2 separate regions of the Homo sapiens genome follow, and region 2 is linked to region 1. Evidence: read pairs that join two places in POLR2A ChIA-PET (ENCODE). Cell type or tissue: GM12878. All regions are shown on one strand. Links, peaks and the distances in the headings refer to the core of each region. The heading gives the core; the rest is flanking DNA.

Evidence for each region. Peaks named below come from ENCODE experiments on the same cell type or tissue, not always from the same donor. Only the 100,000 strongest peaks of a DNase experiment are listed, where the experiment ranks them.
Region 2: POLR2A ChIA-PET joins it to region 1 with 5 read pairs; 2 of 35 experiments call an interaction of 5 or more read pairs at or near these places.

The regions. Positions count from the first base shown.
Region 1 is chr3:53,243,171-53,249,268 of GRCh38, forward strand. All of the region lies in intron 1 of TKT (transketolase), which reads right to left. Among named protein-coding and RNA genes, the nearest start is that of TKT, 9.8 kb to the right of the region's middle. In GM12878, for the core only: no CTCF peak of the experiment used is centred there; no DNase peak of the experiment used is centred there.
Region 2 is chr3:53,168,865-53,185,713 of GRCh38, forward strand. It overlaps PRKCD (protein kinase C delta), which reads left to right. Exons shown (of 19, transcript NM_006254.4): 3 at 9,540-9,673; 4 at 10,713-10,912; 5 at 12,343-12,403; 6 at 12,580-12,742; 7 at 12,837-12,868; 8 at 14,257-14,342; 9 at 14,588-14,717; 10 at 16,010-16,110; 11 at 16,740-16,836. The coding sequence starts at 9,559. Among named protein-coding and RNA genes, the nearest start is that of PRKCD, 16 kb to the left of the region's middle. RefSeq lists enhancers at 1-211, 3,957-4,006, 5,983-6,838, 12,048-12,097, 12,358-12,517 and a silencer at 1,408-1,457. In GM12878, for the core only: no CTCF peak of the experiment used is centred there; no DNase peak of the experiment used is centred there; H3K27ac peaks cover 255 bases.

The sequences.
Region 1 (6,098 bases), core at 2,624-5,123:
CTCCTGAGCAATAGAAAGCGTAAACTTTCTATTGCTTCCTGCTTCCCAGCAGGAAGCGCTGCAGGTCCTGATCAGCCCTGAAGCCCTCTGGTCCCAGGGTTTTGTTAAAAGTTCAGCCTCAGGGCACAGGCCTCCCGGGAGGGCCCCTCCACATGCAGCTCAGCTCAGCTCAGCTCAGCCCTCTCGCTGCTCCCAGAGGTCCTTCACACGAAGACACGCCGCATGCCAAGCCCAAGGGCACATGCACCATCTGGAGCTCACGCCGCCAGCCTCCCGCCCCTCCAATCAGCGCTCCCACCAGGTTAGGGGTGAGTCACGCTCAGTGCAGACAAGTTAGTAGTAGAGAAATCCAGAAAACTGTCCATGCTGGTTTAGTACCAACATTCTCGCACACGATCATCTTATACTTAACTATTTCTATGAACTCCCGGTCATGGGAAAAGACACTACACCTGAAAGAGGGAGGGGAGGACATGGTAAACGAGAAACCCTTTTCTGCCTGGCAGGGACCCTAATCCCACGCTCCCAGTGCCAGCTTCAACTGGAGGCCACCCTAATCCCACGCTCCCAGGGCCAGCTTCAACTGGAGGTCACCTCAGGCTGACCTCTCGTCCTTCCCACCTCCAAGGGCAGCCCCGGCCCTGAGGGGTCCTGTTTCTAAAGCCATGGTCCCATTAGGAGGGATCCTTGGTGGGAGAAGGATGTGGGTGGACACTGGGCCAAACTGTTCCGGGGAAGAACAAGGACGGTAAGTGCAGGGCTCCACCTGCCCCATCCACCTCGACACCCCGGGGTGACAGTCCCATTGGCCACCAGAAGGGGTTCCAGGGAGAAATGGTGTGGCACAGGCTCTTTCTGTGTGTGGCAGAAGCACACCCAGGCCCAGATAGAGTAAACGTGGAGAGAGGAAGGTCAGCTGCGAGGTGACCAAGGGTGAGAAGTAGAACGTGCAGCTGATTTTAAGCCTTCCTTGCTAGGCCTGCAGCCTTTCATTCCTTCCAAAGGCTGCATCCAGCCTGCTGCGGCCACTCTCTTCACTTCTACCAAGTAAACACGCACAAAAGAAGAACGCTTAGGAGCCAGGTGTCCCCGCACTCTTCCCCAGAGCTTTTGGGGCTCTCCCTCGGCAGAGCATCCTGGGTTGGGGAGGTGAGCTGTGCCACTTGGGCTTCGTGACTTCAACAAGTGCTTCGTCAACCCGGGGCTCAGCTTCTTCACTTGGGAGAGTGTCTGGGAGACACAGTGAGATAACGCAGCATGCACAGTACCCAGGTCTCTAGCAGCCGCCACCACTGCCAACCCTCTCAGCACCTGCAGCTCTTATCTACAGGCAGGGATGGTGACACCACCCACTCCTGCTGGCCACAGGCAGGCAAGAGGGGAGAAATACACCAAGGATTGAGACCGGGCTCTGCACACTGTAAAGCACTGAGCACACAGGAGACAGTTACTTTCAAGCTCAACTTCCTAGCGGGCCTTTGGGGCCAAAGGCATACATTTAAGCCTGTGGCCTCCTCAGGGCCAGAGTTTTTCCTGCCATTCCAGACTGCCTGCACAACTGCAGGTGGACGCCCCATCCCGTGGTGCTGTGTGTGACAACTCTGGGTGAACACTGGCGAGAGATGGGGTGAGGAGCACGGTGGAGGGGCTACAGGGTACTTACTGTATACCCTGACTCTGTGATAAACAGGGCTAACAAGCACACTTGACTGTTCAAAAAAAAAAAAAAAAAACTAACACACCCTGCCTTGACCAAAACAGTCCACTTACAACCCCAATTAGTTCAACCTGTGACGGTGGTGTGGCAAGCTTAGAGCTAGGCCCAAAGAAAGTCTCTTAAAGCCCCCTCCAGGCTGGGGGCAGTGGCTCACACCTGTAATCCCAGCACTTTGGGAGGTCAAGGCAGGCGGATCACCTGAGGTCAGGAGTTTAAGACCAGCCTGGCCAATATGGTAAAACCCCATCTCTACTAAAAATACCAAAAAATTAGCCAGGTGTGGTGGTGGACGCCTGTAATCCCAGCTACTCGGGAAGCTGAGGCAGGAGAATCACTTGAACCTGGGAGCCAGAGGTTGCAGTGAGCCAAGATTGCACCATTGCACTCCAGCCTTGGCAACAAGAGTAACACTCCATCTCAAAAAAAAAAAAAAAAAAGCCCCCTCTCCACTCCCCTCCAGGACAATATATATTCTTCCAGATGTCCCCTGGCCAGGAGAATCTCTGTCATCGCTTTAGTGCTCACTCCACCTGCTCACAGGTTTCTATGCAAGAAAAGGCCAGAGAGGCTCCCTCACCCTCCAGATGGGCTCCTTCAAGAGATAATGGATGTCAGGTTGGGCGCGGTAGCTCACACCCGTAATTCCAGCACTTTGGGAGGCCAAGGCAGGCAGATCACCTGAGGTCAGCGGCTCAAAGACCAGCCTGGCCAACATGGTGAAACCCCGTCTCTACTAAAAATACAAAAATTAGCCGGGCGTGGTGGCACATGCCTATAATCCCAGCTACTTGGGAGGCTGAGGCAGGAGAATAGCTTGAACCCCGGAGGCGTGGGTTGCAATGAGCCGAGATCATGCTACTGCACTCCAGCCTGGGCAACAGAGTGAGACTCTGTCTAAAAAATAATAACAATAATGAAAATAATTTACCAAAACTGACTCAAGAAGAAATAGAGAACCTAAGTAATCTTTCAAGCATTAAAAATAAACCAGATCAGTAGCCGAAGATGCACATCCCTTAACTCCCAGCAACTTCACCAGTAGGAACATACAGTGAAATGTACTCACATGTTCCACACATTCTACAGGAAACACAAACAGGCCGGGCACAGTGGCTCACACCTGTAATCCCAGCACTCTGGGAGGCTGAGGTGGGTGGATCAACTGAGGTCAGGAGTTCGAGACCAACCTGGCCAACATGGTGAAACCCTGTATCTACTACAAATACAAAAATTAGCTGGGCATGGTGGCAGGCACCCGTAATCCCAGCTACTTGGGAAGCTGAGGCAGGAGAACCACTTGAACCCAGGAGGCTGAGGTTGCAGTGAATCAAGATCGTGCCATTGTACTCTAGACTCGGTGACAGAGTGAGACTCCATCTCAGGAAAAAAACAACAACAACAACAAAAAAAAGGAAACACAAACAGGGCTGCCCCGCATTGTTTGCAATTGCAAGACCTGGAACTCACTTATATGTTTATCAATAGACGAGGTTAACTGGAATATATTAATATAATGGGATACTATACAGCAGTAAGAATGAGCGAGCTACACTTCACAAATCCGGTATCAATATTCTCTCCCAAATATAGTGTGAAAAAAGCACAGTGCAGAAGGATCTGTTTAACAAAGAAGACCATATTGATTTATGTACAAGTCTTTTTGTATATACTACAAGGAAAACAGGCCAGGTGCGGTGGCTCAAGCCTGTAATCCCAGCACTTTGGGAGGCCGAGGAGGGCAGATCACCTGAGGTCATGAGTTTGAGACCAGCTTGACCAACACGGATAAACCCCATCTCTACTAAAAATACAAAATTAGCCGGGCATGTGGCACATGCCTGTAATCCCAGCTACTCGGGAGGCTGAGACAGGAGAATCGTTTGAACCCGGGAGGCGGAGGTTGAAGTGAGCCGAGATGGCGCCATTGCACTCCAGCCTGGACAACAAGAGCAAAACTCCGTCTCAAAAAAAAAAAAAAGGAAAACAATAGAATGATAACAAACAAAAAATTCAGGGTATAGTTCTTTCTCAGGGGAAGGGAAGATGAGGATGGAGGGACCCACTGTAGTTCCAAAAATCACTGTAATGTACTAGTTCTTAATCCTGGGAGCAGCTACACACAGGTTCATTATTTATGACAAGAGTACATCATTTATCTTCTTCTTTATGCATATACTTTTTTTTTTTTAAATATTCAGGTGGCTCACGCCTATAATCCCAGCACTTTGGGAGACAGAGACAGGTGGATCACCTGAGGTCAGGAGTCTGAGACCAGCTTGGCCAACAAGGTGAAACCCCGTCTCTACTAAAAATACAATAATTAGTTGGGCATGGTGGTGGGTGCCTGTAATCCCAGCTACTTGGGAGACTGAGGCAGGAGAATCGCTTGAACCTGGGAGGCAGAGGTTGCAGTGAGCTGAGATCTCACCATTGCACTCCAGCCTGGGAGACAAGAGTGAAACTCAGCCTCAAAAAAAAAAAAAAAAAAAAATTTAGAAGAGGCCAGGGGCGGTGGCTCACCTGAGGCACCTGAGGTCAGGAGTTCAAGACCGGCCTGGCCAACATGGCAAAACCCCGCCTCTACTAAAAACACAAAAATTAGCTGGGCATGGTGGTGCGGGCCACTAGTCCCAGCTACTTTACATGGGAGGCTAAGGCAGGAGAATTGCTTGAACCTGGGAGGCAGAGGCTGCAGTGAGCCGAGATCGCACCACTGCACTCCAGCCTAGGCAACAGACTCCACCTCAAAAAAAAAAAAAAAAAAAAAAAATACTCAGGAGAGAATCCCAGGATGTCAGGGTGGAAATGAACATCAGAAGCAGTTCTTGCTCTTCCTGTGCCCTGAACTACCCGAGCTGGCTTCTGCCCGGAAAGAACCTCTGGCTCCAGACCTCAGGTTGTTTCTTCAGATCTCTGCCCCATGTCACCTCTTCCAAGAAGCCCTCCCTGACCACACTGTCTAAAATAGCTCTTCTTCCCCTCACTCATGCTTGCCACCTGACATTAGGTGGTTATTGCCTGTCTACCCTACTGCAATACAAGCTCCTTGAGGACAGAGCTTTGGGCCTTTCACTGTTGTATCCACAGGCTTGAATAGTACCAGGCACAAACTGAGTGCACAAATGAATACATGATGTATCCTAGTAACCTTGGGGCTGTAACCTCTTTGAGCCTCAGTTTCCTCACTATAAAACGGAGGTAAAAGAAGAATCTGACTAAATGATGTAGTGTGTATGTACAGAACGTGGCACCATGCATAGAAATTAGCAATTGCTCAGTAAATATTAGACTATGCTTCATTCGGAGGATGGGGCCACTAAGGTTCACAGAAAGTGACTTGCCTAAAGTCACACGGCCTGCCAGCAGCAGAGCTAGGATAAGAGCAAAATGCTAAGAAAAACTGGTGAATGGATAAACAAAATGCACTATGTCCACACAACGGAATATTCAGCCGTAAAAAGAAATGAAGGGCTGGGCGTGGTGGCTCATGCCTGTTAATTCCAGCACTTTGAGAGGCCAAGGCAGGAAGAGGACTTGAGCCCAGAATTTGAGACCAGGCTCAGCAACATACCCTGTCTCTACAAATAATTTTTAAAATTAGCTGTGTATGGTGGTGAGTGCCTCCCAGCTACTTAGGAGGCTGAGCTGGGAAGACTGCTTGATCCCGGGAGGTTGAGGCTGCAGTGTGCCATGACTGTGCCATTGCACTCCAGCTTCGGGACACAGTGGAGACCCTGCCCCCCACCCCCCAAAAAAAAGGAACAAAGTACTGATTCATGTTACAACATGGATGACCCTCTAAAAATTATGCTAAGAGGCCAGACCCAAAAGAACTCATTCTGTATAATTGCATTTATATGAAATGTCTAGAAGAGTTAAATTTAGAGACAGAAAATTAGATTAGTGGTTGCCCAGGACTGGGGGTGGAAATGGGGAGTGACAGCAAATGTCCAGAAGAGATCTTTTAGGAGATGTGGTAAATTTTTGTAGTAAATCTCTGCAAATTCATTAAAATCACTTACAATGTTATGATACGCCAATTATACCTTAATCAAGCTGCTAGAAATTTGTTTTTATTTTTATTTATTTATTTATTTGAGACAAGTTCTCACTCTGTCACCCAGGCTGGAGTGCAGTGGTACAATCTTGGCTCACTGCAACCTCCGCCTCCCGGGTTCAAGCGATTCTCATGCCTCAGCCTCCCGAGTAGCTGGGGTTACAGGTGCCTGCTACCATGCCCGACTCATTTTTTTTGTATTTTTTAGTAGAGACAGGGTTTCACCATGTTGGCTGGGCTGTCTCGAACTCCTGACCTCAAATGATCCACCCACCTTGGCCTCCCAAAGTGCTGGGATTACAGGTGTGAGCTATCACACCTGGC
Region 2 (16,849 bases), core at 7,136-9,635, 70 kb before region 1:
AGCAGGCTGAGGGGAGGAGTCTGGGCTTGTCAGAGGGGCAATGGGAGGCACTGGGGGCTTGGGCAGGGGGTGACAAAATCTGTCTGAAAAGCCCCGTCTGGTGGCTGGAACAGGGGGACTGTCGGGCCGGGGTAGAGGATGGAGAGCAGTCAGAAGACAGGTGCAGAGCCTGGGGATGGTGGTGGTGGGAGAAGAGGATTTGAGACTTGAGGACAGGCTGCAGCGGCAGACGGGATGGCCTTATTGTGTGGGGAGCAGGGGGAGCTGTCTGGCCTGAGCCACTGCCTGAGCTCGTGCACTCCTAGTGGATGAGGAGCGCTGGGAGGGGAACGGCGGGGGACTGGTGTGGGCAGGCTTGAGCTCTTCTGGAGTCATTCATGTGGTGAAGCCAGGGAGGCAGGTGGGGCCACAAGCCTGAAGTTCAGGAGGGTCTGGGCCCAAAGTAGAGACGGGAGCCTAAAGCCAGGATTGGGGAGGAGAGGGCTCAACAGGCCTTCTAAGGGGTGGGGGAGCATTTGAGAGGCCCACGAACAGGACTGGGATGGCTGTCCCTCAAAGGTCTCTGCCAAGGCACCCAGGAGGGCAGGCTTGTGGTGGCTGAGCCGCTGTTTTCACAACAGCTCCGGAAGCTTTGGATCATGTCTATGGCCGTGTTGGGTAAACAGGCAGAGCAGAGCAGGCAGTCGCCAAGGCCTGAGGCTAGATCAGATGTCTGCGTGGTGTAGGTTGTGGGCTGGGGTTGTTGGGGTGGGAGGAGGATCCCAGGGTCCTCCAGTGTCAGGGCTGGAGAAAGCTTAGAGGTCTCCATTGTTGAGACAGGGAGGCTGGAGCCCCGGGAGGGGCAGTAGCTGGCCAGCCTCTGCCAGTGGACTCATGCTGCCTGCTTCAGCCCAGTTCTGCCCAGAGCCTCAGGCCAGAACAGGGCACCCTGCGGCTGGGGGGCTTAACAGAGCCTCTTTTCCCACTTTCCAAGGAAGTCTGGAAGACACCAGAGCACTTGGGCCAAGATCGCGGAGCACCCAGGCAGCAGATCTGAGCTAGGCCTGTCTAGGTCCAAGCTCGCCGGTTCCTCTGTCCGCTGCCTGCTGTGGGATGGCGCACCATGCGGGATGGTCCTGCCTCTCTCCCAGCTTTCTCAATATCCCCAAAGTGGGGAAGCATCATGTGGATCCTGCCCAGATCCTGGGGATGACTGGCAAAAGGGTTAGGTGGCCATCTTGCCTTCTCCCAAACACAAAACGATTGTTTCCAATGGTAAACCATCTGGAAAATCGTGGGAACTCTGTGGGAGAAAGAAGGGCTAAGGAGTAGGGCTCTTGTACTGGGGGCTGATGGAGGAGCTGTTCCCATCTCCAAACACATACCCTCACCCCATTGGAGGCCAGATGGGCAGTTCTAGGACTAGAGCTGGAAGTTCTCTCCCCACTTCCCCCTGGGTCTGCCCCATTGGCTTTGTGGCTTTGGTTGAATTGCTCAACCTCTCTTTCGGTTTCTGCACAGTGAGCCTGGAGCTCAAGGAACTTGCTCCTGGGGTGCCCGGCTTGCTGCCCTACCAACATAGGTTCAAGCCCTCCCCTCCCCCTGCGCGCCAGGCCTGTGACTGCCACCTGTGACCTTCAACCTCCACCATAGCCTCAGGGCCCTGCAGGCAGGTGGGCGGGCGGGCGGAGGCCTGCCCAGTGATGTGCCTGACCAGCCCACTCCTTCCCTTACACACTTTAGACTTTGCTCTGGATCAAGAGGGACTTTCTTCGTCTCCCTGGGTGGAAAGGCCCAGCCTAGCCTGACACCAGCTGCCCTTCTGCCCCTCCTCCATTCCCCAGCCATTGTGCCTGGGGGCTGTGGTGGAAAAAGCTGCATTTGGACTTCATGGTGCCAGACTCTAGTCAGGGATGTGGGGTCCTTCCAGGACTGTATGTTTGTTTCTGTGTCTGCCTGGAGCATCTCTGTGCCAGTGTGTACATCACAGCTTGTGGCACTCCACGTGCGTGTGGAGCCTATGTGGTCGGGTGTGGTCTGTGTGGGCCCGGGTATCTGTTGAGATGTGAGAGCCGGTGAGTGCATGTGTGTTTCTGTGTGTGTGTGTGTGTGTGTGTACGTGTGCCCCTGTGTCATCACAGCAGTGTGTGTACGTACCTGTGGCTCCAACTGTGTGCGTGTGTGTCTAATGTCGAGTGGGGCTCCCTATGTGCTGTTTGGGTTGGCGAGTGTGCCTGTGTGCACACGTGTGGTTATTCGTGGAGAGGCCCGGCTGCATCCCCCACCCTGGCTCCTCACAGAGGCCCCTTGTCCTCACAGGATCTGGCTCTCTGGCTCCTGCCATGAAGGGGCCTTTGTTCCTCTCTCAGGGGTACCTGGGGCACCGCCCTCTGACTGAGCCCAGGACTCCTCATATCCTAGGGCTGGCTGGTGACTCGAGGCCTGTGCCTGGTGGCCTCCCTCCAAGGAGGCCCTACCCCACACAAGCTGGCAGAGGTGGATGTGAGCCGATGACAGCCAGGCTCCCAAGTCCTGCCCCTCTGAACCTTCCAGACCCTCTGGCAGGGCAGGCCATTATGCTCCTGCTGACCCCTCAGATCGAAGGCCCCCAGCCAACAGGTCCCTGCAGCCTCCGTTCTCCTCCAGCCCCCCTCACTCCCTGCTACTCACTGCCTGCGTGGCGCATCCTACAGAGGTCTTACCATCCTTTGTAATCACATATTTATGTGACTGGCTCCCACCAGGCTGTAAGTTCCATGGGCCTGGTGTGGCAGAGGTTACCAGTGGGAAAGCAGCTAGCTTCCTGAGAGGTGGGAAGGGTCCCCCAGGGCCAGCCTTCTGAGCTGCCTGGAAGGATCTGTGGGAATTCAGAAGGCTGTTCCAGCTGAGGGAACAACATCTGCAAAAATATGGGGGCTGGGAAATGAGACATATGTTCACAGAGTAGCCAGAACAGGGATTGAGGTAGAGAGCAGGACAGGGCCAGGGAGTGGGCAGTCTGGAAGGCCTGGAGAGGTCTGGGCTTTCTCCAGGGGCAGTGAGAGCCTAGGAGGTTCCCAGCTGTGGGAAGAATGGGTAGGGGAGGGACCAGAGATGGTGACAACCGGGAGGGAGCTGGGTAAGGGGAGGAGAGGCCACAGGTACTGGTTGGTCTGTGTGGGGTGAGGGAGGGGCCCAGGAGGAGCGCTGGCTGGGGGATGAGGTACCTGTCCTGGGAGGAGCAGGTATGGGGAGCATCCCTGCTCTGGGACTTGGCTGTGACCTGAGTCCATAGATCTGGTTCTTATCTCAGCACAGGGCTGGGCATGTGGAGGCTGGGGGATGGGCCCTGGTGGAGGAACCCTAAAGGGTCTTGCTAGCCTTTCCCCTCCCACCTCCTGTTCCTCTTGCTGAGCCCACTTCCTGGGTTGTGAAACCTGCATGGCCTCCTTGCCTTGTTTCCGCTGGGAAGGCCATCTAGGCAGCCAGCCTCCCAGCCCAGCTACCACCCACCTGCCTACCCAACCTGGCAGCTCCACCATGCCCGGCCCCCTTGCCCTGCCGTGACTGCCGGTACCAGTCCTGCACCCTCCTGCTGATCACACTTCCTCTCACTGTCCTTTCTGCCCCTGCCTGGGCCTTGGTCTCCTCCGCCCTCCTTTATTCATCCACAAGGCTCTGGCAGGCTACACTGTGGACTCCCCCAGGCAGAGTCTGCATCCTTAGGAGGGCCCTCACTTTGTGCCACCTGCCATGCAGTTGTGACTTCCGTGGCAGGTGTCAGGTGTGTGGGGGAGAAGGCTGCAGTAGGTGGCATGGGGGACATCCCCTGCTCCCCGGGGGTCTGTTCAAGGGAACCAGACCGCCCTATACCCACCAGGGGCTGCAACTGGTCTTTCATTGCCCTTGCTTTGACTGACCTCAGCCTGTCACCTCATTTCTCCCATAGACGTTTCTGAGGCAGCCTCCCTCTGCTCTCACACACCTCCCCGCCAGCAGCCTGATCAAGCCTCTTTCCTCCAGCCCAGCTTACTCCTCTGACCAACAGGCATCATTCTGTGGCCTGTGAGGCAGAATTGAACACCAGGGAAGGGGTGGGGTGGAGGGGACCAGGCCGGATCTGGGAGCCAGGGAACCTCACTGCAGGACCTTGGCCTTAGTTTCCTCCTCTGTACAATGAGGAGATGGGCATGTCAGTCTCTGAAGACCTATCTCTTGTGGAGAGATTGTTGGGGTTTTTCACCTTTGACAAAACCATTATCCAACAAGTTACATGTGATGCAGAAAAATTAGCAAATGCATTCCTGTTCCTGCTGGCGCTCCTCAGGCCATGTCCCTCACCCCAGCCTCCTGTGCTGGTATACATCAGCACACGTGTGGATGTGCAGCACACATACTTGTCTGCTGGAGGCAACCAGGACTTCTGTGCCCGGGAGCTCCAAACCCAAGGTCGCTCTGATCACCTTGAGGCCAGCCTTGCCCACTGCCGGGTACTGGCTGGGAACAGGTTTCCATTTGTCCCAGAGGAGGTGACCTGCCTTCTCTGGCCTGACCTAGCTACTACCTTTCCTTACCTCTGGGCTGCTGATCTGGGGCTCACATTCCCTGGGGCTGGGATCCAGTGTGTCCAAGCCTTCCCTAGGTTTTGTTTTTGTTTTATTTGTTTTTAGTTTTTTTCAGACAGAGTGTCACTTTATTGACCAGGCTGGAGTGCAGTGGCAAGATCTCGGCTCACTGCAACCTCTACCTCCCGGGTTCAAGTGATTCTTCTGCCTCAGCCTCCCAGGTAGGTGGGATTACAGGTGTCCGCCACCACACCTGGCTAAATTTTGTATTTTAGTAGAGAAGGGGTTTCACTTGTTGGCCAGGCTGGTCTTGAACTCCTGACCTCAGGTGATCTGCTCACCTCAGCCTCCCAAAGTATTGAGATTACAGGTATGAGCCACCATGCCTGGCCCTTCCCTGGGTTTTGGAAATGGAGGCTGGTCCAAGTGGCGAGGTCACGGGGGAAGACCACTGGTCAAGCATGGGGTACCTGTCTCTTGGAGCCCTTACCTCCCTGTTTTCTCTGTCTTCATGTGTGTTTGTGTGTGCTGATCTCCACCTCTACCGTCTTCCGTCCATCTCTACCCTTTTCTCTCTCTTTGTCTCTTCTTCCCAACATGGCATACTGGAAAGGACCTGGGCTGCAACATCGGGCAGGCCTGGATTTATCCTTCCATCACTTACTGGCTGTGTGACCTTTTGGAAAGTCACTTTGCTTCTCTGAGCTTTAGTTTCTTCATCAGTAAAATCCCTTCTGGATCCGCATAGGGATAACGTGAGCTAATGTAATTACAGAGGTAATCTGCGACATTGTCGGCCTCAGAAAAGGACTGTCCTTCTTGTAAGTGGAGGAGCCAAGATTCATACCTAGACACTGACCCTTAGTCTGGTGCTTTGTGCTTCATAAAGCTGCCTCTGCTGTAGGCTGGAGAAGCAGAATAGAGACTAGGAGCCCTTAGGCAGCTGGGAAAGGCCTGGCTGGCCTCAGCTGGCTCCAAGGAGCTTGTCCCCATGGAGGCTGTGTGGGGTCGAGCCCCCGGCACCCCCTGGCCCTGCAGAGTGGCCATGAGTCTGGGGCTGAGCCAGCGGCCTTCCTCTGGGGCCTCCGTGGCCCAGGTCCTATTTGCATGGGGGCTATAAATAGTCAGCACACCTTGCTTTTGTGCTGCTGCTTCACCCCCATCTCCCTGCCATACACTCTGAGAGGTAGGGGGCAGACTCTGACTCTGCTGTGCAGAGCAGGGACTTGTGGCTCAGAGAGGCCCAGGACCTCTCTGAGGGTCACACAGTGATGGAAGAAGATGTGGGGCTCTGGGTAGTACAAACAGGGACAGAGTTGGTGGCAGAACCTGGCCAGAGCCCATGCCCTGGTTTTAGTCTTAGGAGGTTGGGTCTGACGCTATGGTTACTGCTGGTTAGTCTCAGGGCAGCCCACGAAGACCATGGCTCCCCAGTTCTCATGGCACTGCAGCCTGGCAGTGCAGGTTTAGGGCTGGGGCCTGCTGTGTTTGTGGTTTTCCCTCCAGTGGCTTCTAAATGTGAGCAGCAGCTGCTCTGAGTGTGGCCTGAGAGAGCTGGAGGGCCACCCTTGGGTGGGCAGGTCCTGGGCTCTGCCTCACCCTCCTGGGGCTTCTCTGACCCACTGTCTCCTCCACCCTCCATGCAGTCCTGGGGTGGTCCCCACGCATACCTCCTGCTGGGCAGGCCGGGGGTAGGGGAAGCCATGGAGCCTGTGGGCTGTCAGGGCTGGGCCCCAAGGGTTGGTGGCTGGGAGGAGGACCTGGCTGGCCGGTGTTGGAGCATCTGGTGCTCCTGAGTGAGTTGTATGTTCATGGAGACCTGGTTTCCCTTTCTGAGCAGTGGGATCTGTAACCAGGACTGTCTTCCCAGGCTGCTGGGCAGGCGGAATGGATGCGGTGGGGGATGCGAGTGCGCTTTGTAAACTGCGAAGGGAGGTGCACAGTGAGGGATGGGTGCCGCAGTGAGGGGGGTGATAGTGGTAAGAGGAACCCCCTCCCCATGGCCTGTTGGGTTGATTGTAGCCCTTATCCTACGTGAGTTCTCATTATCCCCACAACCCTGAGCCAAGAGACTATTGCTCATCAGGAAATGGGGGGGCTGAGGCTCAGAAAGGTCAAGTGACCTGCACAGAGTCCACAGCCAAGGCAACGTTGGTGTCAGGATGCAGCACCCAGGCGGCCTGGCCATCATTTTGCCATATGTGCTGCCCTGAGCCTCTCTCCCCTAGGAGCCCAGGCCACCTGCAACACACTTGCTCCTCCTTTATCCCTGTGCCCCTGTCCCCTCAACCCTCATCATCCTCCGAGGCACTCAGAAGTTGCCTACTGCCCCATCTGGGTCTCCAGGTTTTCCTAACAGCAGAGCTGCATCTGCTGGGATTAGGCCCTGGATGTGTGGACACAGACCTGCCAATCATTCCAGACCCAGGGAGCACTCACCTGGGTGCTGGATCTCTTGGACCCTCAGGGACAAGCCAGGCAGCAAAAGGGGCAAGATGTCCATCTTGCTTACGGGTTTGGGATGCTCACCCAGATTCCTGCACATGTGCGAGGCCAGGCCCACGCAGCTTGCTTTTCACTCCAGTATCAACTGAGTGCCCACCATGTGCCACCCACTCCCATGGCTGTATATAATCACATTCCTGTAGACCCGTGCAACCTCACACACACCGATTCATGCATGCTGCAGCCTGGGGAGCAGCCAGCAGCAGCCCCCAACTGGCCCTCTCTCCCTGGCCCACCAAGAGGTCAAGGGCAGCTGGCCTGGCACACAGGCCACCTGCTGGTGTCAGGCTGAAGGCTTCGGGACTTGGGCTCAGGCATGAGCTTGCACACCCACTCTCACATCCACTGAGTAGGAGCCAGGGCCGGGCAAGGAATGTGGTGGGGTCTGCCCCTGCCCTGCCTGGGTCCTGCTCTCTGCTTTGGCAGCTGCTGGCCTCAGAGGGCTGCCTGGACTCACTGGGCTGGGCTGCAGGGTGAGGTCAGCATTTGCTGTGAGCTCATCTGAGCTGGGAGCTCCCAGCAGAGCTGGCCACTGCTCTGGCCACCTTGTGCAGGAGCTGGAGGAAGTCATCTGGGGCTGGGCAGCTGTTGTGTGTGCATGCACACGTGTGTGTCTGAGTGTGCCCCTGTGTGCTGGCTTATGTTCAGGATGGAGTGAATACATGTGCATGTGCACAAAATCGAATGAGCGCTCCCTCAACCAAGGCTATGGAGCAGCCTTGTGGGGCCTGGGCAGGAGCCAGTGTGCACATAGGTGCTTGCACACCTGTGTGTCCTTCACAAGTGGCAACCTGAGGAGCCCCTTGGAGTCACTTACTGTAGTGAACATTAACTTAGAGAATGGTGAGAAACCCAGGAGTGTGGGAGGCTGCTGTGTATGAATCTGCAAGGCACATTCAGCGTTACATTCAACATTAAAATACAGTTTGGGTTTTTTTTAATTTTTATTTTTCTGAGGCAGAGTCTCGCTCTGTTGCCCAGGCTGGAGTGCAATGGCGCAGTCTCAGCTCACTGCAACCTCTGCCTCCCAGGTTCCAGCCATTCTTCTGCCCTCAGCCTCCCAAGTAGCTGGGATTATAGGCATGCGCCACCACGCCTGGCTAGTTTTTGTATTTTTAGTAGAGATGGGGTTTCACCATGTTGGCCAGGCTGGTCTCGAACTCCTGACCTCAGGTGACTCGCCTGCCTTGGCCTCCCAAAGTGCTGAGATTACAGGCATGAGCCACCGCGCCTAGGCAGTTTGGGTTCTTTTTTTAAGAGATAGGGTCTCACTCTGCCACCCATGCTGGAGTGCACTGCGTGGCACTCTGCTGCCTTGAACTCTTGGCCTCAAGCGATCCTCTTACCTTGGCCTCCTGAAGTACCAAGATTATGGGAGTGAGCCACCATGCCCACCTGTTTTATATTTGGGGAAATAATTAGTTTGAAGGTGCAGGCAACCTTCCAGGCAAGCGAGAGGCACTCGACCCCAAGGGGTCAATTTAGAAGGGTCAGGCACACTGATGTGGGCAGAGCCTCTCACTGCCCTGATCCCTGAACAGAGTGGGTGCCAAGTTAGTGGAATGTCAGCTTTTGGTTCTGATTCTCTGCCTTAGGGTTTCAGTTTCCCCATCTGAAAAGTGGGGGGTGTTTATCTTGGCACTGCTTGTCTGCCTGGGTAGTTATGAAGAAAAAACCCCAAACTTAGAAAATCATGAAGGGCTGCATGGGGCAGGATGGGAGAAAGAGGCAGTACTGTCCTGTCCCCTTACCAGGTGACAATGGCACATACCAGGTGCCTGGCATGGAGCAGGTACCCAGCAATAGGGTACTTAGGGAGTCACTGAGTGACTCCCCAAATGAATATCTAGGGGTGACAGATGCAAATGCCACCAGGGCCCAGGTAGGAGGAGTGAAGAGAGTGCCCCTGGCCTGGGGTAGATTGATGGAGGGCAGCCATCCCAGTGCTAGCTGGCTGTTGCCCAGTGGGCCCAACATCACATTTTCCAGTTTTACCAGAGACGCCGCAAATCCAGACTTACATAAACCTCTCAATATTTTTCTTTTTCTTTTTCTTTTTTTTTTTTTTTTGAGACGGAGTTTGGCTCTTGTCACCCAGGCTGGAGTGTACTGGTGCGATCTTGGCTCACTGCAACCTCCGCCTCCCGGGTTCAAGTGATTCTCCTGCCTCAGCCTCCCGAGTAGCTGGAATTACAGGCATGCACCACCACACCCAGCTAATTTTTAGTAGAGATGGCTTTTCACCATGTTGGTCAGGCTGGTCTCAAACTCCTGACCTCAGGCCATCTGCCTACCTTGGCCTCCCAAAGTGCTGGGATTACAGGCGTCAGCCACTGCGCCTGGCAAACCTCTCAGTTTTTAACACTGGCAACTGAGACTAGTGTGTGTGTGCATCATGTGGGCCAAACCCAATCATAGCAGAGCCCTGGGGGAGCGGGTCCCTGAGTGCTGCCCGTGACTGTTCCCGCTGGTCCCGCCCGGCCGCCTGGCCTCACCCCTCTGTGTGCACAGCCCCACTGCAGGCCCCACCATGGCGCCGTTCCTGCGCATCGCCTTCAACTCCTATGAGCTGGGCTCCCTGCAGGCCGAGGACGAGGCGAACCAGCCCTTCTGTGCCGTGAAGATGAAGGAGGCGCTCAGCACAGGTAGGCCTGGAGGCTGGACCCTGGAGAGGGGCTGGGAATCTGGGCCCAGCTGGAAGGACTGGAGGGGGCCTGGCCTTGTTCCCTGCAACCTCTGAAGGATTCTGCTCTTCCTCATCCTTGACTCCCTGCCCCACTCAGCTATGAAGGCAGAGGCCACTGAGTCGCTATAGGGCTGCAAACACTGGCCAAATTGAGCCCTCCTTGGAAGGCTTGGAGTTTCTGGTTCCTCCTCCCTGGTTGTTTTACCCAGCAATTTTTACATGTCCATTTGTGCCAGGGCCTGTGCGGGGCACTGAGGATACTGTCATGCTCCAGGACTAACCTGGCCCTGCCCTCATGGGGTTCATAGTCAGGTGGGGAAACCAGGCACGTCAAAAAGCAGTGAGTCCTGCAATAGGGAAGCCCAGAGAAGGCACCCTCTGAACCTGAGGTCAGGGAGGACTTCCTGGAGGAAGCACATACCTCACATCATTCCCTCTTGCTTTTGCCCTGGCCTGGTGAACCCCTATTTGTCCCTCAGGTCTCGGCTGAACTGTTCCTTCCTCTAGGAAATCTTCCCTGACCCTTAGGCTTGACCCTGTAGCACTACCAGCCTTGCCCTCTTCAGTCTCATCACAACTGTGACTTAACAGTTACTTGAGGAAGGAGTTGGTGCATTCGCCACCCGGGCCTGGGGATCCAGGAGGACAGGCCCTGGATGTAGCTTTTCTTTCAGCTGTGTTCTGCGCCTCGAATATTATGGCTGGCATGCAGGAGCTGTCAGCCCATGTTCCCTGCATGAATGCATAAGGGCAGGCGACATTTAAATGGAGCTGGAGCAAGAGGATCAGAGGAAGAGGGAACAGCAGGAACAAAGGCCTGGAGGGAGGACCTAGCAGGGTGCCCAAGGTAGTTCTGTGCTCTAGAGGACACTGGGGAACCACAGCAGGCCCTCAAGGCAGGAGAGTCGGGCAGATTCTGCCAGGGGAAGGCCGTGGAGGTCTACGAGGGAGGGACAGAGGGGCCATGGCCCAACCTTCTCTGCCTGGCCTTGTTGCAGAGCGTGGGAAAACACTGGTGCAGAAGAAGCCGACCATGTATCCTGAGTGGAAGTCGACGTTCGATGCCCACATCTATGAGGGGCGCGTCATCCAGATTGTGCTAATGCGGGCAGCAGAGGAGCCAGTGTCTGAGGTGACCGTGGGTGTGTCGGTGCTGGCCGAGCGCTGCAAGAAGAACAATGGCAAGGCTGAGTTCTGGGTAAGGGGCGCACGAGCCGTGCCGTGTGTGTGTGTGTGTGTGTCTGTGTGTGTGTGCATGCGTGCATGTGTGTGCGTGCACACACGCGGGCTTGGTCAGTGAGCACAGCTGAAGAGCACCGGGCCCTGTGCTGGCCACCAGTCCAGCCCTGTGGCCAACATGTCCTGGGTGTGAATCCTGGCTCTGCAATTCACCAGATTCCCAGCCTCTCTGAGCTTCTGCTTCCGCATCTGTTAAGGGAAGGCGCTACTAAATGTGCCTACCTCAGGGTCAGTTGTTCAAATGAAAGGAGCAGCTGGATGTACAGGGCTTATTGCAGAACCTGACACATAGCAGGTGCTAAAGACGGCCAACTTCCTTATTGTGACTACTTTTTCCTTTTTAATTTTGGAAAGGCAGGATATGCACATAGTAAAACATTTTTAACTGCATGAAAGGGTGTGTCCCTGCCCCAACACCAGGCCACCAGGCCTCCTTCCCAGAGGCACCCATTATCCCAGTTCTTTTTGGAATCTTCGCATATATTCTAGGCCTTGGCAGCCATTGAGGGGGCAACATAGTGATCTTTAACAGCAAGGAGGTGGGAGAAGGGGAGGCTGACGGTCTCATCTACTTACCTGCTGAAATGGAGACTCTGCACAAGCATGTGGCCACTTGGCCATGTGCAGCTGTGTGTTCTGGGTGGCCACAGGATGCCAGTGCTGGCAGAAGTCCCCTGGGGTTACATGTGGGATGTAACCAAGATGTCTCCACCAGGAAAGGCCCTGTGACCATTGGAGGCTCTGATCAGCCTCCTGCGAGGGGTGAGGGGGCTGGGATGGGAGAGAGGTTAACACAGGGCTGTACTGACCCTTGGCCAGTCAGGCAGGGACACAGAGGGGCCTCTGGCTGTGCTGTCTCCGCTCCCCCAAGGGAGGATATCAGTCACCAGGTCTAGGTCTTGGGGGAGGTGAGGGGATAGAGGCTCAGGTCCCACCCTCGAGACTGTCCAATCTGCATGAGGAGCCCTCGGCACAGAGGGAGGAGCAGCGTGTGTGCACGAGGATGAGTGTGTCTGTGTGTCTGTCTCTCTCCGCATGTGCACACGGGTAGGGGCCTCCATTCTAAGATCCTTGCTAAGGGAGCTGCAGCGGGTAGGGGTGGGGAATTTCCCTTCCCGCTCTATTCCCCAGCTATGTGTCTGGGCTGGGTGTGGGCTGGACCCTTTCACTTCCCTAAATGTAATAATACCCCTGGGTACAGGGTGGGGGTGGGGCTCAGGAGTGGGGCTCAGGCGGGGCCCTGCCCACACTGGGCAGACAAGTGTCTGGCTAGGCCTTGGGGGGCTGCCTTGGCCTTGGGGGACCAGCCATGGGGGTGGGTTCTGAGTTTGGCCTGGCCCAGGCTGCCCTCACTGACCTTGTTCTCCCCTGGCCTCTGGCCCCCAACAGCTGGACCTGCAGCCTCAGGCCAAGGTGTTGATGTCTGTTCAGTATTTCCTGGAGGACGTGGGTAAGAACTCCCTGGGGGTGGAGGGCTCCCTTGCCGGGTTCAGAGGCAGAGCCAGCACTGAGGTGTAGGGAAGCTGCTCCCTTCGGCAGAGCTGTCCAGGACCACCCTGGGAGGGACTGTAGGGGTGCCACCCCTTCCAGATACCAGGGCTGACTTCCCTACTCCATGGTCACCAGATTGCAAACAGTCTATGCGCAGTGAGGACGAGGCCAAGTTCCCAACGATGAACCGCCGCGGAGCCATCAAACAGGCCAAAATCCACTACATCAAGAACCATGAGTTTATCGCCACCTTCTTTGGGCAACCCACCTTCTGTTCTGTGTGCAAAGACTTTGTCTGGTGAGAACCGGCCATGCCCACTGGTGGTGGTGCAGGGTAGTGGGGGCCGATCCCGGTCCCCGCTCACTCACTTTGCCTGGGTTTTGCCTTTCAGGGGCCTCAACAAGCAAGGCTACAAATGCAGGCGTAAGTGTCTCCACAGGCCAGTTTGTACGTATGTACCCATGTGTGCTCACGTGTGCCAGTGCCTGTGTGTATGCCAGTGCCTGTGTGCGCTCAGAGAGTGTATGCACGTGAGTTTTCCCAGTGTAGATACAGCAGCTGAGTTCAGTGAGTGCTGGGGCTGGCTTGCTGCTGCTCTGGAAAACCAGTTCTGCGCATCTCTTCCCAGCTCCGCATTCAGTGACGGGGAGTTGGTGGATGGCAATTGGGCACAGTAGAGTATTCACGCAGAAACCAGCCCAGGCCATGCACCAGGCCTCTTTTCCTCGGAGAGGCAATGATAGGTCCTTTACTGGCACATAGTGGCTGCATGTGCTTCTGTGTAGATGTGGGTGTCTCTGAGTACACAGGTGTGAGCACACTCTGTCCCTGAGGGTGTATACACGAGGCGCCGCAGGCTGGAGTCAGACTGCCTGGGTTTGAATCCCAGCTCTACCACTTCCTAGCTATAGGGCCTTAGGCAAAGTTACTTAACCTCTCTGTGCCTCAGTTTCCTCATCTATAATTTTTTTTTTTTTGAGACTGAGTCTCATTCTGTTGCCCAAGCTAGAGTGCAGTTGTGCGATCTCAGCTCACTGTAACCTCCCTCTCCAAGGTTCAAGCGATTCTCTTGCCTTAGCCTCCTGAGTAGCTGGGATTACAGGCGTGCACCACCATGCCCGGCTAATTTTTGTATTTTTAGTAGAATAGGGGCTTTGTCATGTTGGCCAGGCTGGTCTCAAACTCCTGACCTCAAGTGACTCACCCACCTCAGCCTCCCAAAGTGCTGGGATTATAGGCGTGAGCCATCGTGCCTGGCCCTCATCTATAAATTAGATATAACTATAATGTATAATAGGGTCATTGTGAAGATCAAATGGAATAAGATATGTAAAGCTGTATTTTAAGTGCCTTCCACTGGTAGCCGCTCTGTGTAAGAAGTCTGTTATCATTATTACACATGCTTTGTGTGTATGTACAGGTGTCTGTTTTGAGGCGTGTCCATGTGCATGTGTAAGAGAGGGCATTTAGGAGCCGTTTGCTATCCCAGGGCTTGGAAGAACTGCCCCCGCTTCTCATATTGCGATGCCCTGTGCCCGCTAACTTCTGCCCACCTCCCTGCCCACTAGGACTCCTTCTTTCTAAGCCCCTGCAGATTGGCCTGTCCTCTCCGCCCCGTCCTCTCCAGGCTCCTCCTTCGAGGGCTGGCAGGAGGAAGACTCAAGCGCTGGGCCTCTGCGGGGTGAGGGTGTGGGCGGTCAGGAGAACGGTGGCTTTGTGTAGAGGGCTAGACTGGTCGGCAGGCACCAGCTCATAGACTCTGCCCCTCCCGGTGCTTTCCCTTCCCCCTCCTGGGCCTGTGCCTCTTCAAGAATGTAACGCTGCCATCCACAAGAAATGCATCGACAAGATCATCGGCAGATGCACTGGCACCGCGGCCAACAGCCGGGACACTATAGTGAGCCTGGGTCCGGGGCAGGGCTGGGGATCTGGGGGGCTTGGCCAGATGGGAGGGATTTGCACCCTCTCCCCACCCTCCCTGGGGAGCTTACCCTCCCTCCCCATTTTTCTTAGTCTTTCCTTGCCTCTCCCAGTGGAGCTCTCTTGGGATGTTGTTGTGCCCAGGGTTGGGGGAGAGCTAGGGGTTGAAGAAGAGGCTGGAGCTGGCACGTGACCCTCAGCCTGTGATACCCCCACCTCCAGTTCCAGAAAGAACGCTTCAACATCGACATGCCGCACCGCTTCAAGGTTCACAACTACATGAGCCCCACCTTCTGTGACCACTGCGGCAGCCTGCTCTGGGGACTGGTGAAGCAGGGATTAAAGTGTGAAGGTGCGTGCCACCCCGCCCCTGGGCTGCAGGAGGGGCACTCCCAGCTGGTGCTGCTGTGAATTCCAGCCACCTCACGCCACCCTCGCCTCCTCACCTGGAGACGGGCACCTCATTCAGGGACCTGATGAGGGTGAGGCCTTGGTGGACCCTCCCCACTGGCCTGACTGGCTCTGCCACTTACCTGCTGTGTGACCACAGGTGGGCGGCTCCACCCCTCTGAGCCATTTGGAGGAGAAAAGCAGGACCTAGAGAGTCCCTGTGAGGGGCCAGTGGGCAGAGGGTGCTGAAGCCAGGCCTGGTGCACACCGACAGGCGCCCAGACAGGCCTCCCCTGCCCTCTGCTTCACTTAGAGATGAGACAGAAGACCCTGGAGGGAAAGCGGCTTAAGTTGACCAGATGTTCTTTAAAGGGTTTCGAATTAGGTCCCTGTCTTCTGGTTTTTCCTTTTTCTTTAAATCATGAAAGATTGGCTGGGCGCGGTGGCTCACGTCTGTAATCCCAGCACTTTGGGAGGCCGAGGCGGGCGGATCATGAGGTTAGGAGATCGAGACCATCCTGGCTAACATGGTGAAACCCTGTCTCTACTAAAAAAATACAAAAAAATTAGCCTGGCGTGGTGGCGGGCGCCTGTAGTCCCAGCTGCTCGGGAGGCTGAGGCAGGAGAATGGCGTGAACCCAGGAGGCAGAGCTTGCAGTGAGCCGAAATCATGTCACTGTACTCCAGCCTGGGTGACAGAGTGAGACTCCGTCTCAACAACAACAACAACAACAACAACAACAACAACAAAAATCATGAAAGATTGAAATGCTTGGCCGGGCGTGGTGGCTCACACCTGTAATCCCAGCACTTTGGGAGGCCGAGGCAGGTGGATCACCTGAGGTGGGGAGTTCGAGACCAGCCTGGCTAACATGGAAAAACCCCGTCTCTACTAAAAATACAAAATTAGCCGGATATGGTGGCGCATGCCTGTAATCCCAGCTACTCAGGAGGCTGAGGCAGGAGAATCCCTTGAACCCAGGAGGCAGAGGTTGCGGTGAGCCGAGATTGCGCCACTGCACTCCAGCCTGGGCAATAAGAGGGAAACTCCATCTCAAAAAAAAAAAAAAAAGAGAGAGAGAGAGAGAGATCGAAGTATTTATGATGGCTTCAGATCAATGTTTTCCTAGAAACTGGAACCCAGCAGACCCCACTGAAGCCCTCCTTTCTCTTGCTCTCCTGCGCCTCTCCTACACTGCCCCCTGCCCTTGGCTGAGCTCTGAGACTGACAGCCCCGCTTCTCCCTCACCCCAGACTGCGGCATGAATGTGCACCATAAATGCCGGGAGAAGGTGGCCAACCTCTGCGGCATCAACCAGAAGCTTTTGGCTGAGGCCTTGAACCAAGTCACCCAGGTGGGCAGGTGCCATGGGGACCCTGGACACAGGGCAGTGGGGTCAGGGACAGTCAAGGCTTACAGCCACTGCTGGGGAGCCACAGACAGCCAGGATATATTTAGACCCAGGACTCTACTTCGGGAAGATGCAACTCAAGAATTTAGGCAGCAGAGGGAGGGGGGCTTTTTTTCATAAGAAATTCATTATTCAGGCAGTTCTTTACTTGAGGGTGAACCTGGGGACCACAGGAGTGGGTGTTGGAACACTTTGAACTAAGACTTTGGGTGTGGACGTTTGTATGTGGGGGGGGCTTGAGGGATGCCACAAAACCTAAAGGTAAAATTTTAGAATCAATCAGAAATGAAGCTAAATAGTCAAATAAAATCTATCGAGTGAGTGGTTGGGAAGGTAGGGTTCCGTTTACAAAACTTCTGTTTGTAATCAGAGCCTTTCAGACCACCAAGGCTTCTCTGGGCTCCTGGAAGAGTGCGTGTGTGTACACGCAGCCCGAGTAGGGGGCCTGGGCTGTGCCCCTGTTGTCTCCTCTTGGTGTTAAGGGTGGAGTTATACCTGGGAGTCTTCCTTCTGGGCTGGGAGTTCTGATAATGGTCTGACCATCTGGCCCCCCACCTCTGCTCCCTCCCCAGAGAGCCTCCCGGAGATCAGACTCAGCCTCCTCAGAGCCTGTTGGGATATATCAGGGTTTCGAGAAGAAGACCGGAGTTGCTGGGGAGGACATGCAAGGTGAAGCTGGGTC